Linked DNA regions of Homo sapiens: region 1 is linked to region 2. Evidence: read pairs that join two places in POLR2A ChIA-PET (ENCODE). Cell type or tissue: MCF 10A. All regions are shown on one strand. Links, peaks and the distances in the headings refer to the core of each region. The heading gives the core; the rest is flanking DNA.

Region 1 (7,363 bases), core at 343-2,842, 160 kb after region 2:
GATCACTTGAGGTCAGGAGTTTGAGACTGGCCTGGCCAACATGGTGAAACCGTGGTGAAATCCCATCTCTACTAAAAATACAAAAATTAGCCAGGCATGGTGGTGCACGCCTGTAATTCTAGCTACTCGGGAGGCTGAGGCACAAGAATCACTTGAACCCGGGAGGCAGAGGTTGTGATGAGTCGAGTTCGCACCACTACACTCCAACCTGGGCCGCAGAGGGAGACGTCACCTCAAAAATAAATAAATAAATACATAGATTTAGTACAAAATAAAAATAGGTTATAAATGTATGACATGGAAACAGTAATCTTTTCTGTTTATGTCACTGATCTGTCAGTATGTGTTATACAAGTCCAAACAGACTGAGAGAAATCTAACAGCCCATGCCTGGGCGCACAGCCATGCTGCCCCTACCGATCCTCTGTGCCCCTGAGCAGTCCTTTCTCTGGAAATGATCTTAGCTGCCGACTCAAAGGTCGTCCCACTCTGACTGTTGCTTTCCTCATCGTTGCGGATTGCAGAGGATGTTGGTGCCATTGTCACACGGGTCCTCCCTGCGTGACGCAGCCCTTGCCATTTCCAGCATTTTCAGCTGTGAATCTCTGCTGCGTCTTTCGTCATCTCATCCCTTTCTTACTCTCATTTTGAGCATTCTCCTTGGTCTTGCACCCACTGGATAGTATAAGACCTCAGAAGTCATCACTGTGCCATCAGCCTTTGTTGGTGTTGGTTGTCATTCAAAGTTTGACAGTCAAGAGTCCAAGTAACTTTGGTGGTCAACTTGCGTGCGCACCTGTCCAAAGTGATGTTTCCTGCTGCAGTTTTGATCCAGGCTCTCTCTGAGGACCCACACAGCTTCTGCGTTTTGAGGATACGGAGGAGCTAAGTTACCATGGGAAGCGGCTACTGTTAGAATTACCTAAGACTTTATAAAATGTTGTCTGTAAATATTTTAAATGCCCTGATTGTAATTATAGAATATGTGGATTTTAGTTTGCAGTTAACATGTTTCGAACATTACCACCTTCCTCCAATCCTACGGGAGCGGAATTTGACCCGGAGGAAGATGAACCAACGTTAGAAGCAGCCTGGCCTCATCTACAGGTATCGGGCTCTGGGTGATAGACTCGGAGGGCACTGGTGACACATGGGAATGGCCTGGGATCCACAGAGCGGGCGCACTGGTCTGGCCAGATGGACCTCTCCTCCTCAGTAGCATGGGCCTCGTAAACCCATATGTACAAGAAAAATATTTCAGCAGAATAAAGTTAATGTGTGTGTTTGACCACTTTACAACAGCCAGTGAAGATGTGTAATTGTGAGTATGTTCTCAGTGAAGATGGCCGCTGTGTTGATGGCCGTTGAATTGAATTCAGGCCCAGAGGTCCTAAGCCAACAATCTCCCAGTTTTTGCTCCTCATATTTAATAGGTGCCTGCTGGGCCCCCAGGTCCTGCGCTGGCCACTGCCTTTCCCCAGGGCATTTGTAAGGCAGAAGGTTGGTTGGCAAGGAGGCGCCAGGGTCGGCATGAGCAGAGCGGGGGCCAGGTGTGCGGGTGGGAGGGCCATCCATCCGTGACAGGCGGCCCACGCTGTCCCACCCAGCATGTCTGCACAGGGAAAGAATTGTCCCAGCTCCAGGAGGTCATGATTCTGGGTCCACATCTTAGGGCCCTCTTACCTGGCAGCCCCAGAGTTCCTGTGTATTTGGTTGGCTCTGCGCCTTGGCATTGTGGGACACTCCTAGGCGACAGGCTGCAAATCCCCCCTGCAGAGTTGGGTCATGGCTTGGTTTGTGGCATCTGTGCCCTGTAGTCCCTGAACAGTGTACTATAACTGATGACATCAGCCATGGAGATCATTTTGTTTAAATGCCGTTTAAGGGTGTAGTCTGTGGGTTTCACCAAATAAAATAATTACCATCACCATTTATCATTGAATTAAGCCATGTAATTTAGCATTAATTCTGTAGATATGTGGCTTTGAGAGGCTAATATTTGCATACCAATAAAGATTCAATTTCTGGTATATTTTAACCGCCATTCAATAAAATCTCATGTTATTTGACTCATTGTTTTTTTTCCTCCTAGCTTGTTTATGAATTTTTCTTAAGATTTTTAGAGTCTCCAGATTTCCAACCTAATATAGCGAAGAAATATATTGATCAGAAGTTTGTATTGCAGGTAAGGTACAAATTAGCTGACACTCTGAAAGCCCTGATGGAATGATGACACCCAGCCACTAAGTGTCTTTTTCTTCTCAAAGCTTTTAGAGCTCTTTGACAGTGAAGATCCTCGGGAGAGAGATTTTCTTAAAACCACCCTTCACAGAATCTATGGGAAATTCCTAGGCTTGAGAGCTTACATCAGAAAACAGATAAATAATATATTTTATAGGTAAGTCACGTGTGGATGGCGTTGTCCTTGTGTGTGGTGATGCTCATTTCCCCCCTCGATGCTCCCCTACCCCATCGTCTCCTCTGACAGGACTCAGCATGTGGAGGGGGTTTCTCAAAGCCTATTTGTCATGTGCAGGTGGACCCCCTTGTGCACTGTGTGCAGGGGGCTGCTGGGCTCATCCTCCCTGCCTTCCTCCCCTCTCCCCACAGCTCCCTCCTGAGCCACCAAGCTCCCCAGCGCCTCATCCTGGGTCCCTCCATTGTTCCTGTTTCTACTGAAAGGTCAAGTTTCCTGGAAATGTGGATGAATTGGTTCCATCCAGACCAACTGTATTAGTGAAGGTTCTCTAGAAGGACAGGACGCATAGGATAGATGAATATATGAAGGGGAGTTTATTAGGAGAGTTGACTCACACGATCACAAGGTGAAGACCCACAATAGGCTGTCTGCAGGCCGAGTCCCAAAACCTCAAAAGTAGGGAGACGGACAGTGCAGCCTTCAGTCTGTGGCGGAAAGCCCAGGAGCCCCTGGCAAACCACTGGTGTAGGTCCAAGAGTCCAGAAGCTGAAGAATTTAGAGTCCAATGTTCAAGGGCAGGAAGCATCCAGCACAGGAGAAAGATGGAGGCCAGAAGACTCAGCCAGTCTAGCCCTTCCACGTTCCTCTGCCTGCTTAATTCTGGCCGCACCGGCAGCTGATTAGATGGTGCCCACCCAGGTTAAGGATGGGTCTGCGTCTCCCAGTCCACTGACTCAAATGTTAATCTCCTTTGGCAACACCCTCACAGACATACCCAGGCACAATACTTTGCATCCTTCAATCTAGTCAAGTTGACACTCAGTATTAACCTTCACACCAGCTTTTTCCTTCTACCTGTGCATCACCTCATTCTTCCCGTGGAGTCTCAGTGAGAGGAGGCGGGGCAAGAAGTGATGTCATTCATCTGTAGAAAGCCTGAGATCTGTGCACCTCGGTTAAAGGTTTGGAGACTCCCACTGTGCACCAGGGGAGGGAAAGCCCCGCTGGAGCAGCCGGTGGAGGAGGACAGAGTCCAGTGGCAGGCCCACCTCCAGGCCCGCCCCTCCCCAGCCAGCCTCTGCTCAGCTCCAGGCTCCTTCCACGCCAGGGCTCTGTAGCCAGTGTTGGAGCCTCCTGGAATGTCTTTTTTACACCAGCCCTTCCCTCAGCCTCCCAGGCTTCCTGAAACATCCCTTCACTGGGAGGCTCTGCCTGACTTGGCGGTGGGTCTGGTCTCCCGCAAGGGCAGCCACCATGTCAGTTGATTTGTCGCACGCCCCACCCCACTGCCAGTTTCGTGCTCCCCACTGCGGTGGCACCAAGTGAATGTCAATAGAGGAAACAGTTCCTGTTGTTTCTTTTTGTTCCTGGAAAGTTCACTAAATGAGCAGTTTCTTCTACAAGTTACAGCTTCTCTGGTCAGCTTGCCTCTAAGGCATCTGACTCCAGGATGTTGCGAGGTAGTGACACATCCTGGTGATGGTGGGGACGGTATGATGGCGTGTCTCTGTGAGATAAGAGCATGAGCAGGTCCCACACAGCCTCGCTGCAGGGCCAGGGTGTGGACAGAGCACGGGCCATGGCCTGGAGAAGGGGCCAGGTGTCAGCCACGCCCAACACGGGCCTCGGGGTCCTTTCTTAGTCACAGTGACCACGGGAAAAGAAAAGGGGCATCTGAGACAGACAGATGGCAGATGAGACCCCCCCTGCCAAAACCCACAGCCCTGGCCCCTCCCATCCCGTGCCGGCTTGCACAGCCTGCGTCGGGAGCACCCTGCCTTTCCGTCTGCAGTCATTAGGGCCCGCAGCCCCGGCCTCTCCCATCCCGTGCCGGCTTGCACAGCCTGCGTCGGGAGCACCCTGCCTTTCCCTCTGCAGTCATTAGGGCCCACAGCCCCGGCCTCTCCCATCCCGTGCCGGCTTGCACAGCCTGCGTCAGGAGCACCCTGCCTTTCCCCTCTGCAGTCATAAGGGTTGCATTCCCTCCTGACCTGCACACCTGATAGGGCATTTCGGCGTGAGAGCCTTTGATTTTGCGTGTGGCTTTCCTTTGAACTCCTTCCAAGTACCCCACATCTCGTTTGTAAAATGGAGCCCGGTGCTGGACATAGCCCAGACCTGACACATTAACTATAACAGAGAATGATGTCACTTTCCTAAATGTTATGTTTCTATTTTATGTTTCTTGGTATCATGATTCCTTTTTAACAAGATCATTACTTGCCTGGTATACTTATCTATGAAAACATAATATACATTATTTAACATACAACAGGTACAATTTAAATTTCCAGTCTTCTTGACCTAAAATTAAAGCTCTACCTAACATATTTCTGTTTTCTTAATTCTAGTAGGTTTTGTTCAGATAGCAGAATCACAAATCTATTGAACATCTGCATTTAAGAAGTAGAAAATGGGCCGGGCGTGGTGGCTCACGCCTGTAATCCCAGCACTTTGGGAGGCCGAGGCGGGCAGATCACAAGGTCAGGAGATCGAGACCATACTGGCTAACACGGTGAAACCCCATCTCTACTAAAAATACAAAAAATTAGCCGGGCGTGGTGGCGGGCACCTGTAGTCCCAGCTACTCGGGAGGCTGAGGCGGGAGAATGGCGTGAACCCGGGAGGCGGAGCTTACAGTGAGCCGAGATCGTGCCACTGCACTCCAGCCTGGGCGACAGAGCAAGACTCCGTCTCAAAAAAAAAAAAAAAAAGTAGTAGAAAGTGTTTTGTACCTTAAAGAACCTTAGGAAATACTTAAATAGATTAGTATTCCAAAGTTATTACGCATAATTTACTTGAGTTCTCACTAAAGGCTTGGTGCTAGAATATGGCATTTGTGTCTGTGTGCATGCTTTTGATAGTCTTTTCTGTAATTGTGTGCATGCTTTTGATAGTCTTTTCTGTAATTGTGTGCATGCTTTTGATAGTCTTTTCTGTAATTGTGTGCATGCTTTTGATAGTCTTTTCTGTAATTGTCCTGATACGCGCAGTCAAAAGCAAGCATGCTATCTAGATTCCGTGATTGGTTTGGGTCCTCATTGTCAATACCACTACCTCCTCATTTCATGTGAGGAAAAAAAAAGAAGAAAGATCTTGAGAGTTGCATTCAGCTCATCTAGGTTTTTTTCTTTTCTTTTCTTTTCTTTTCTCCTTTTTTAAGGCAGGGTCTCACTCTGTCACCCAGGCTGGAGTACAGTGATGCTGTACTCCATAGCTCACTGCAGCCTCAAACCCCTGGGCTTAAGGGATCCTTCTACCTCAGCTTCCCAAGTAGCTGGGTCTACAGATGTGTGCCACCACATGCGGCTAACTTTTAAAATTTTTGTAGAGATGGAGATCTGTCTCACTGTGTTGCCCAGGCTGGTCTCAAACTCCTGGCCTCAAGTGATCCTCCTGCCTCAGCCTCCCAAAGCACTGGGATTACAGGCGTGAGCCACCACACCCAGCCAGCTCATCTAAGTTCAATATAGAACAGCTGTGTCTTGTAAGAAAAAACATTTTGAACATATTTGGCTCAACTTAACTGAAAATGTAAATATAAGGTTGCTGTTTATTTCTATGGTTTATCATTACCGTCAGCTTAAGTGTGAGTTAAACAGTGCTGTCCATAACCCATGGTGCCTGCTCTGGCACACAGCGGGACCTGGAGGCTGGGCGGGCAGGGCAGTGTGCCGTTCCTTCTCTTGCTGCATAACCAGCCATGGGTCATGCTCTATCCTCACCCTGGCCCTGCAGCAAGGCTGTGCAGCACCTGCTCATGCTCTTATCTCACAGAGAGATGCCATCAAACTGTCCCCATCATCACCAGGATGTGTCACTACCTCACACCATCCTGGAGCCAGGAGCCACCGCCAGCTCAGTGGCTTCTGTCAGCATGGTCCATCACTCCTCACGATGCTGTCGTCTGCGCTAGGCTCATCCAGACGGTTCTGCTCCGTGGCGTGTGCTGGGGCTGGAGTGTTCACAGGGGCTGCTGAGCAGGTCCCCACGCTGCCTCTGTGATGCCTTGAGCTCCTCCAGGTTGTCTGAGTTTCTACAGCCACGGCCACGTCCAAGAGGGGAGAGGCAGGACCCCCAGTCCTCCTAAGAGTTTGGCTTGGAACTGGTGCAGAGTGACTTCTGCCCTTTGTGTTGGTCAGAGCAGGGCACAAGGACAGCCCAGCTTCAGAGGAAGGAGAAATAGAGTCCACCTCTTCCCATGAGGCCAGAATACATCATACAGGCAGGAAAGGCATTTAGAATCCTTTCTGGAGACTTCTATAGCCAGCAGGTTCCCAGCTTAGTGTCTGGGGGGTCTGATTCCCTTTCTGCTGAAAGAGTGAGAAACACTCTCTCCGGCTCCCAGGGATCTCTGTTTCCCTCCCAGGGTGTCCCTGTTTGTCTCCCGCTGGAAAAGGAAGAAGGAAAAGAACTGTCCTTATTTCTTCTTTCTTCTGCCTACATCAAAGCAGGTTTAAAAAATTAGAAATTAAGAATTTATCAGTAAGAATGTAGTAATGTTGATTTAGGAAAACAAAATGGCTTATAACTGCAAGCCATCCTTATGTAAATGTTAAAGCTGATGGATCTAGACCAGAAGGGGTCCAGGGGTCTTTGTCTCGGAGAGGCCCAGATCACAGCTCTCCAAGGTCCATGCGAGAGGAATAGTAAACTGAAGCCACACGGCTGCCGTGTATGCAAAGGGAGCCTGCAGGGTGAGTTTCGTAAATTAAAGCACCTCTCGGTGTAGACACACACAGACTGACTTCTGCTTGGTCACAGCTTCCAAGCCTCAGGGTAGGTGCAGGCTGAGGGACACCAGGTGCGAGCATTTTCTGTTTCTTGTCATGGCACCAGTGTCGTTCCTGTCACCCACGGCACTGAGCTCTGCCCTGGTAACGTCCCTCCCTCCCTCTTAGGCTTTGGCCACCTGCATTGTTGTGCTACTGGGTCTCCCTGCTA
Region 2 (10,969 bases), core at 4,427-6,926:
CTGCCGCTGCACCTGCCCACATTCCCGAGTCAGAGCCCCCTGCTGCGCACCGCCACCTGGGCAGCCTCTCAACAGGAGAGTTTAACCGACACCCAGCTCTGGGTGCACTCCTCAGCAGAGCCACCCTTGGCTCCCAGAATGCCCACCCTGTGACCCCTCTTCGGCTGGACTGCAAGGAGTCTCTGTGCCAACAAGGAAAAGGCGCCCCTGCTGGCTGCAGGACATGGGCTGTGGAGGGAAGTGTCTGACCCAGACAGTGCCCAGTTGTAATTATCTCATAACCCGCAGTCTTTACTTGTCTGACTTCCTTTTTAGACCATGGGAACTGCCAGGGCAGATCCCTAGACGCTCAATAAATGCATCTTTATTTAGAATGCACAGGTGCAGTTATCCAGCGGGCGCAGTGGAAGTGGGGATGCAGGAGGTGCCTGTGAATGGGCAGCCGGGGAGATTCTAATGTGGGCAGAGAGCGGAGAGGACCTGGGAAGGAAGGGAGGGGCCGCGGCACTGGGAGTCACAGGCCAGGCTGTCGCTTTGAGGGTCTGCACAGAGGGCAGGACCAGAGGAGACCACCCTGGGACTGCACAGAGCCGGCTTGAGGGTCCAGCCCCTTAAAGACAATCCTCTAGAGGCTGCAGAGTTTCCTCGAGCTGCCATAACAAAGCTCACAGGCTGTGTCCCCCAGCCACCCTTCACCCGCCGATTCCTGTGTTGAAGCCCTAACCCCCAGTACCTCAGAATGTGGCTGCATTTGGAGACTGGGCCTTTAAAAAGGTGATTGAGTTAAATTGAGGCCCTTAGGTTGGCCCTAATCCAACCCGGCTGACATCCTTTAAAAAAAAAAAAAAAAAGAGGTGATTCAGACACACAAAGAGCCACCAGGGATGTGTGAGTGCATAAAAATAGAGCATGTGAGGGTGCAGCGAGCAGGCGGCCGCCTGCAGACCAAGGAGAGAGGCCTCCAGAGAAATCAGCTCTGCCGGCATCTTTGTCTCAGACTTCTGACCTCCAGAACCGTGAGAGGACACATTTCTGTGGTTGAAGCCCTGCGTCTGTGAGATTTGTTACAGCAGCCCTTGCTGGCTAATATCATGGCTTGGACTAGACACGACCCCTTCACAGTTTTGGAGGTCAGAAGTCTGAGACCACGGTGCAGGCAGGGCTGTGCTCCCTCTGAGGGCGCTAGGAAGGGCCTGTTCCTGGCCTCCCTCAGAGCTTCTGCTGGTTCCTTGGCTTGGGGCAGCAGAACTCCAATCCACACGTGGCCCTCTCCCTGTGTGCGTGTCTGTGTCCAAATTTCCCCTTTTGGATAAAGACATCGGTCAGGTGGACTAGGACCCACCCTAATGACCACATCTTCACTTCAATACATCTGCAATGACCCTGTATCCAAATAAGTTCACATTCTGAGACGCTGGGAGTTACGACTCCAACACATGGATTTTGGCAGACACAATTCAACCTGTTACAGACTGGATTTCTCAGAGAAATTCCGGTGCTGAATCACTGGCCTCCAATGCGACCACATTCGAAGATAGGGCCATCAGGGAGGTAGCTAAGGTTATGAGGCCACGAGGGTGGGCCCTCAAGCCAATAGGGTTGGAGTCCTTATACCAAGAGGAAAGACACCAGAGACCACCCCCTCTCTAAGTGTGCACAGGGAAGAGGCCATGGGAGGATGCCGTGAGAAGGTGACACCCGCCGGCCAGGAAGAGAGGCCTTCCCAGAAACCAACCCCACGAGCGCCCTGATGTGGACTTCCAGCCTCCAAAACTGTGAGAAACAAGTTTCTGCTGTTTAAGCCACCCAGTCTGTGGCACTTCTTATGGCAGCCTAAGCAGAAGAAAATGCCACCCAGAGCCTTATCTATTAAATCGTTTGGTTGCAAATGACAGAAACTTAAATTAAACCACTTTAACCAGAGGAAAATTTCTAGCTGGGCATGGTGGCTCACACCTGTAATCCCAGCACTCTGGGAGGCCGAGGTGGGCAGATCCCTTGAGCTCAGGAGTTCGAGACCAGCTTTGGCAACATGGTGAAACCCCTGTCTGTACAAAAAATACCAAAAAATAGCTTGGTGTGCTGGCACATGCCTATAGTCTCAGCTACTCGGGAGGCTGAGGTAAGGGGATTGCTTGAGCCTTGGAGGTTGAGGCTGGAGCCAAGATTGTGGCAGAGTGAGACCTTGTGTCAATAAAAAGGAAAGGAAAGGAGAGGGGAGGAGAGGGGAGGAGAGGGGAGAGGAGGAGAGGGGAGGGGAGGGAAGGGGAAGGGAGGGGAGGAGGGGGAGGGCAGGGGAGCAGGGAAGGAGAAGGAAGGGGAAGGGAGGGGAGGAGAAGGGAGGGGAGGGGAGGGACCTAAGGAGGCATGTCACCTGAATGTCACGTGGAGTCCTGAGTAGAATCGTGGAACAGGAAGACGACATTAGGGAAAAACTAAGGGAATCTGAATAAAAGGTGGATTTAATATGTCAAAAATGGTGCTATAATGGTGACAAATGTACCATATGCTGTGAGGGGAGGGGAGGGGAGGGGAGGGGAGTAGGAAGGATTCTTAGCTCAAGAACTGAATAGGCCAAGCATAGATCTGGGCGCAGCAGTCTCCAGGGCTCTTCGGGCCCCACGTCTGTCTGTTTCTACGAATGCCTCTCCCAGCGGCCCTTTCCTCCCTGGGTTCTGTCCTGGAGTGACTCTCCAGCTGTGTGCCTGTCCGCTCAACAACTTCCATAGACAGGAAGCACTCCCTCCAGAAGCTCAGGGCTGTGTTGAGAGACTCACAGAGGCCAAGCAGCAGCTTACACAGGACACAGTGACAAGAGGACACAGTGACAATGAGACACAGGACACAGGACACAGTGACGACAGGACACAGTGACAACAGGGCACAGGACACAGAGATGATGGGACACAGGACACAGGGATGACGGGACACAGGACACAGTGGATCACAGGGGCCAGACATGAAACAGGGAACTCAGAAGGAACCCACAGAGATGACGAAGGACCCAGGAGGCCCCTGAAGGAGCTCTCAACGGCCTAGGCTGGGACAATTGGAGCCACAAAATAAAACAGTACTGGGTTATGACCCAAAGCAGAAAACAAATGTCCTTGAGTCTGTGGGGATACAGATCAATGACTGGATAAACACCTGAAGAGGGGAGAGGAGGTGAATCTCCCGCAGAAGAATTCCACCTAATGTATGCAGAAACACCTCCCTCAAGGAGGAGCAGCAGAACTCCCAGCTCGGGAGCGTGGGCTGCACTGACAGACGCATCCCAAGAGGACAGCACAGGGGCAGGCCAGGGGGAGGAGCTCCGTTTTTATTTTCAGGGGAAACCCTATGAACATGATCTCCGCCAGGTGGTCAAGGCCAGAATCAACAGGGATAAGTGGCGTTGATGGCACGGACCCTTGACCTTGATGTGATGAAATGGCCTCCCATAACCCCAGTCTAACCATGAGAACATCAGACAAATCCCAACTGAGGGACATCTTACAAAGCACTCGGCCACTTATCCTCAAAACTGTCACATTCAAACTGTCACCGTCGAGAGGAGCCTAGGGAGGCATGTCACCTGAATGTCACGTGGGGTCCTGAGTGGAATCGTGGAACAGGAAGAGGACATTAGGGAAAAACTAAGGGAATGTGAATAAAGTGTGGACTTAAGGTGTCAATAACGGTGCCGTAATGGTGACAGCTGTACCACATGCTGCGAGATGTTCGCAATCAGGGAGGTCATGTGAGAGGTACGGAACGCTCTGTACTAGCTTCACAATGATTCTGTGCCTCTAGAGCCGTCCTAAAAGAAAACGTTTATTTAACAGTATCAATTTTTTTTAAAGAGGGGGCCAGTTGGGGCCGAAAAGGAATGTTGGATACTCAAGAAATATGGATCTATTAAACCTCACATCAAAATACATTCTGAATTCCAGATGGATGTAAGATCCAAACATATATATTTTTAGCCCAGGCGCAGTGGCTCACGCTTATAATCCCAGCACTTTGGGAGGCTGAGGCAGGTGGATGGCTTGAGCCCAAGAATTCGAGACCAGCCTAGGCAACACGATAAGATTCTGTCTCTACCAAAAAATAAAAAATAATGCTAATAATTAGCCAGGCATGGTGGTGTGTGACTATTGTCCCAGCTACTTGGGAGGCTGAGGTGGGAGGATCACTTGAGACCAGGAGGTGGAGGGTGCAGTGAGCCGAGATCACACCACTGCACTCCAGCCTGGGCGACAGAGTGAGACCCTGACCCTATCTCTTTCTTTCTGTCTCTTCTCTCTCTCTCTGCAGATACATAGATAGATAGATAGATAGATAGATAGATAGATAGATAGATAGACAGACAGACAGAGACACACACACATATATGGAGATATATATATAAATAATATATTATATGTTTATATATAAATATATTTATTTATATATATATTATATATATAATATATATATTATATATATATAATATATATATAATATATATATATTATATATATATAATATATATATATGAAATCATGAAGGCTTCATGGCAGGAAAATAGGGTCTGGAGGCAGGGAACAGAAGGCCGATTCACACTTCAGCTATGACAGGAAACACCCTCTCCATAGGGCATACGCCTTAAATGACTGTGTAACTTTACTTTGATCTCTCCATTTACATCAGGAATACCCAAAGTAACCAGTGCAATCCTCTAGGGGGTATTTAAACTCCCAAAAATTCTGTAACTTGGCCCTTGAGCCCCTACGCTCAGGCCTGCCCCCACACTGTGGAGGGTTCTTCCGTTTTCAGTAAATCCCTTCCTTCCTTCCCTGCTTTGTTTGTGCGTTTTGTCCACTTCTTTGTTCAAGACACCAAGAACCTGGACACCTTCTACCGGTAATAAAGGTACTAAAGAGAAAATGGAGGTAAATACTTATATAATCTTAAAATAAAGAAGCTGGCTGGGCACAGTGGCTCACGCCTATAATCCCAACACTTTGGGAGGCTGCAGCAGAAGGATCACTTGAGCCCAGGAGTTTGAGAGCAGCCTGGGCAACATAATGAGACCGTGTCTCTACAAAAATAAAATAAAATAAAAATAAAGAAGTTCTTTCTACATATCACTCCAAAGACAAAAACCACAAAAGATAGCTTTAACTACAGAAAATACAATACTATACATATGGCCAATAAGAAAAATAAGATAGACACTAATAAAAATAGCAAATAATTATCTCATACTCGCTGTATTCCAGGCCCTGTTATAAGTACTGTATTAACTCATTTAATTCCCACAACAAACCTACAAGGTACTGCAAAGGCTCTGGTAGGTGAAGCAATGCACCCAAAGCTACAGAGCTAGGAAGCGGTGGGGCAGTGTGGCTACGCCTGTGCCCTGAACCACAAAAGTAACAGGCACACGGCTGACTGGGGAAAACGTGAGAACATTTTGTGAACCATATCCGAAAAGCAAAGATTATATCTTTATGACGGTAATATATATATGCACTCTTACCAATAAGAAAAAGACAAACATCTCAGTAGAAAAACAGGCAAAGGAAGTCATTCGCAAAGGCAATCCACAAAGGAAGTCATTCAGTCAATGCTTGTAAAAAAAAAAAAAAAAAAGTTCAACCTCAACAGTTAACAAAGAGATGCAAATTAAAACGGACATCTTCCCACCCCATCAAGCTGACTCATGCCAAAGAAATCAGTCTCCGGTCGCCAGTCTACGTAAAGCGAGCCTGGCACGTTGGGTTCTTAGGGAGGTACCACAGGATGTTTACGAGGGGCTTGCCTCGGCATCGGTGGAAGGAGGAGAGAGAAGCAGGATTGGACGAGGGAGAAGGCAAACTTCCATGCAGACCCAGTGATAGCCCCAAAGACCAAACAGTAGCCTCCAAGCTAGAGTGGCCCCGGGAGACCTTCCTGACTCGGGCAGAGGTGGTCCCCACATTGAGGAGTCGTTGAATGCAGTTGCCCAGGAAGAGTCCCGGCTTTGGACAGGGTGGCTCTTTGCAGCTGAACAGTCTCTGAAGGGACTGAGAGTTGAAGGCACCCCAAGCAGCTGGGGTAACAAGTCCTTCCCGGAAGGGGGATCTAGGTGGCTCATCACAGTGAAGACATACAAAAATGTTTATTAAAAGCCAGAGGCATGGTGGCTCATGCCTGTTATCCCAGCACTTTGGGAGGCTGAGGAAGGAGGATCAATTGAGCCCAGGAGTTCAAGACCAGCCTGGACAACATGGTGAAACCCTGTCTCTACAAAAGAAAAAAATTTAAAAATTAAAATTAAAATTAAAAGTCACTAACATTAAAGAAATGCAAATCAAAACTACAATGAGATACCAGCTCACATCCATTAAGATGTACCATAAAAAAAAAAAAAAAAACACAGAAAATAAGTGTTGGGGAAGATGAGGAGAAATTGGACCCCTTGTACACTGTTGGTGGGAATTACAGAGGTGCAGCTGCTGTAGAAACAATATGGGTGTAAGGATTAATACCGAGTGTCAGCCTGATTGGAATGAAGGATGGAAAGTATTGATCCTGGGTGTGTCTGTGAGGGTGTCGGCAAAGGAGATTAACTTTGAGTCAGGGGGTTGGTAGCGGCAGGCCCACCCTTAATCTGGGTGGGCACCATCTAATCAGCTGCCAGAGAGGCCAGAATATAAAGCAGGCAGAAGAATGTGAAAAGACTAGACTGGCCCAGCCTCCCAGCCTGCATCTTTCTGCTGTGCTGGATGCTTCCTGACCTCGAACATCGGAATCCAAGTTCCTCAGCTTTGGGACTCGGGCTGGCTTCCTTGCTCCTCAGCTTGAGACGGCCTATCGTGGGACCTTGTGATTGTGTGAGTTAATGCTCCTTAATAAACTATCCCATATATATATATATGTCCCATATATATATATAAACTATATATGTATATATAACTATATATGTATATATACAAACATATATGTATATGTATATATAACTATATGTGTATATAAACTATATATAAACTATATATATGTCCCATATACATACATATAAACTATCCTATATATATATCCCATATATATATCCTATATATATCCTATATATATATCCTCTATATATATCTTCTATATATATCCTCTCTATATATATCCTCTATATATATCCTCTATATATATCCTCTATATATATATATCCTCTATATACATATCCTCTATATATATATATCCTCTATATACATATCCTCTATATATATATATCCTCTATATACATATCCTCTATATATATATCTCCTCTATATATATCCTCTATATATATATCCTCTATATATATATCCTCTATATATATATATCCTCTATATATATATCCTCTATATATATATCCTCTATATATATATATCCTGTATATATATATATCCTTTATATATATCCTCTCTCTATATATATATCCTCTATATATATATCCTCTATATATATATATATCCTCTATATATATATATCCTCTATATATATATCCTCTATATATATATCCTCTATATATATATCCTCTATATATCCTCTACATATATCCTATATATTCTATATATATATCCTACATATATCCTATATATATATCCTACATATATCTCCTACATATCTCCTATATATATATCTCCTATCTATATATATCTCCTATTTTATGTCCTATATATATATCTCCTATCTATATGTCCTATATATATATATCTCCTATCCATATATATCCTGTATATATCTCCTATCCATATATATCCTGTATATATCTCCTATCCATATATATCCTGTATATATCTCCTATCCATATACCCTGTATATCTGCTATCCATATATACCCTATATATATCCTCTACATATATACCCTATATATATGTCCTCTACATATATACCCTATATATATGTCCTCTACATATATACCCTATATATATGTCCTCTACATATATACCCTATATATATGTCCTCTATATATATACCCTATATATCTGTCCTATATATGTCCTATATATATCTGTCCTATATATATGTCCTATATATATCCTATATATATGTCCTATATATATATCCTATGTATATGTCCTATATATACCCTATATATGTGTCCTATATATACCCTATATATGTGTCCTATATATATACCCTATATATGTGTCCTATATATATACCCTATATATGTGTCCTATATATATACCCTATATATGTGTCCTATATATATACCCTATATATATGTCCTATATATATATCCTATATATATATGTCCTATATATATATCCTATATATATGTCCTATATATATATCCTATATATATGTCCTATATATATATCCTATATATATGTCCTATATATATCCTATATATATATGTCCTATATATATCCTATATATACATGTCCTATATATATATCCTATATATACATGTCCTATATATATCCTATATATACATGTCCTATATATATCCTATATATATGTCCTGTATATATATCCTATATATATATGTCCTATATATATCCTATATATATGTCCTATATATATCCTATATATGTCCTATATATATATCCTATATATATATGTCCTATATATATATCCTATATATATATGTCCTATATATATATCCTATATATATATGTCCTATATATATATCCTATATATATATGTCCTATATATATATGTCCTATTAGTTCTGTCCCTCTAGAGAACCCTGACTAATACAATAGGTATCCCTCCAAAAATTAAAAATAGAATTTCTATAAGATCCAGCAATTCCACTTCTGAGTATATACCCTAAAGAATTAAAAGCAGGCAGTCAAAGAGATATTTGCACACCCATGTTCATAACAACAGCATTAACAATAGCTAAAACATGGAAGCAGCCCAAAGTGTCTGTGGGTGGATGAGTGGATACGTGAAAAGTAGCCCATCCAGACAAAGGAATATCACTCAGGCTTAAAAAAGGACATGTGGCTCACAACAGTAATCCCAGCACTTTGGGAGGCTGAGGCAGGTAGATCATGAGGTCAGCAGTTTGAGACCAGCCTGGCCAACATGGTGAAACCCCATCTCTACTAAAAAAAAAATACAAAAGTTAGCCGGATATGGTGGCGGGCACCTGTAATCCCAGCTACTTGGGAGGCTGAGGCAGAAGAATCATTTGAACTCGGGAGGCGGAGGTTGCAGTGAGCCCCAAGATTGCGCCACCGCACTCCAGCCTGGCAACAGAGTGAGACTCCATCTCAAAAAAAAAAAAAAAAGAAGAAGAAGAACTTTATGCAATCTGCTACAGTATGGGCGAACTTGGGGACACTGTGTCACAAAAAGACAAATACTAGATGATTCCCCTTACATGAGGCACCCAGAGTAGTCAAAAATATAGAGACAGAAGGGAGAATGGTGGGGACCAGGAGCTGGGAGGGGCAATGGGGAGTTAGCATTTAACGGGTATGGAATTTCCACTTTGCAAGATGAAAAGAGTTAACGGAGATGGCTGGTGATGTTTGCACATTACAAACTGTAGGCTTAAAAAGGGTTACGATGGTAAATGTTTTGTTATGTATATTTTACCACAACAAAAAAAAAATTGAAAAAAAGCAGTCATTGTGATATGCAGCCTATTTCTGCAGACTCCCTGACAGGGGTCAAATGGGGGTTAAAAGGCCGGACATGGTGGCTCACGCCTGTAATCCCAACACTTTGGGAGGCTCAGGCAGGTGGATTGATTGAGCTCAAAAGTTTGCGATCAGCCTAAGTAACACAGCAAGACCCCGACTCACAAAAACATTTTTAAAATTAGCCAGGCATGATGGCGTGCACCTGTGATCCCAGATATTTGGAAGCTGAGTCGGGAGAATCACTGGAGCCAGGGAGGTCAAGGCTGCAGTGAGCCGTGATCGTGCCACGGCACTCCAGCCTGGGCAACAAAGCAAGACACTGTCTGAAAAAAAGAAAGGGCGTTAGAGCTCTGAGTAATTCTGACAAGATCTCCATGCCTCCCTCCCCCAACTCACACCCTCAGCTCTCACATCCCTCCCCCTGTCTGCTGTGGAGACCTCCAGGACCTATCCCATGGTGCCCTATACCCAGCTATCTGCTACAGGAACTGGCTTGCACCAGCTTGCAAGAGCCCATTGTTAAATGTTTAAATATTCCACAAGCCTGCTGTTAAACCACTGGTAGCTTGAAATGAGCCATGGTGGGAGTATTTACACCATGGAAAGTGTCAAAGGCTACACGTCAGGCCAAAGAGTGCGAGTGCACTCTAACAGCCTCAGGGCACAGCTGCAAACGCTGTTCTCCTCATTCGCCAAAGACCCAGGACACCCAGGTCGTCACTTCACCCCAGGTCGTACTTCACCCCAGGCCCTAACCCCTGTAAGGCCATTCTCACCTGCTAATCCAACCCCACCTCCAGGCCTCCTTACTCCCAAAACCCTCACTGTTTCCTCTGGAGCTTGAGACACGCCGGGAGCCACAGCTCCTCCTTCCCACAGCTTCTCTCCACCTGCTTGCTCTGACTGGAACCCGGGCCCCTGGAGCATCCTCCGTTGCAGTTACTTCCAGATCAACCCCCACCTTCCCCAAACCCGCCAGCCTTGAAGCTGGTGCCATCACACTATGCTCTGTGCCGCCTGTCCTGTCTGGTTCTCTGCAGACCCTAGTCCCCTCCGTCTTGTTCCTACGCGACTCCTACTCCCGGTTCACTGTCACTCTTGCTAAATCCCTGTCCTAATTCTTGGCGATTTAAATCTCCACGGAGATGATCCTCCTCCTTCCCTGACCTTTGCTCCTCCAATGATCTTGCCTTCTACCCGTGCTCGGCCACCTCTCCCACGCTCCTTCTCTAGATCCCTACGTGCCATCCAACAGAGTGGCCACAAACCCCTCAAAATGAGCCTGGTCCAAAGTGAGAGGCACTGTCTGTGTAAATCACATGCGAGGTTTCAAAGTCGTAGTGTGGGAAAAAATGTAAAATACTTCACTAATAATTCTGAATGTTGAT

What was found. Peaks named below come from ENCODE experiments on the same cell type or tissue, not always from the same donor. Only the 100,000 strongest peaks of a DNase experiment are listed, where the experiment ranks them.
Region 1: POLR2A ChIA-PET joins it to region 2 with 6 read pairs; 3 of 35 experiments call an interaction of 5 or more read pairs at or near these places.

What each region holds. Positions count from the first base shown.
Region 1 is chr14:101,881,165-101,888,527 of GRCh38, forward strand. PPP2R5C (protein phosphatase 2 regulatory subunit B'gamma) reads left to right here. Exons shown (of 16, transcript NM_001352913.2): 5 at 997-1,107; 6 at 2,093-2,185; 7 at 2,268-2,398. Among named protein-coding and RNA genes, the nearest start is that of DYNC1H1, 80 kb to the right of the region's middle. In MCF 10A, for the core only: no CTCF peak of the experiment used is centred there; no DNase peak of the experiment used is centred there.
Region 2 is chr14:101,716,655-101,727,623 of GRCh38, forward strand. All of the region lies in intron 1 of LINC02320 (long intergenic non-protein coding RNA 2320), which reads right to left. Among named protein-coding and RNA genes, the nearest start is that of LINC00239, 8.3 kb to the right of the region's middle. RefSeq lists a silencer at 1,790-1,995 and enhancers at 5,582-6,522, 5,742-5,821. In MCF 10A, for the core only: no CTCF peak of the experiment used is centred there; a DNase peak (open chromatin) is centred at 5,707.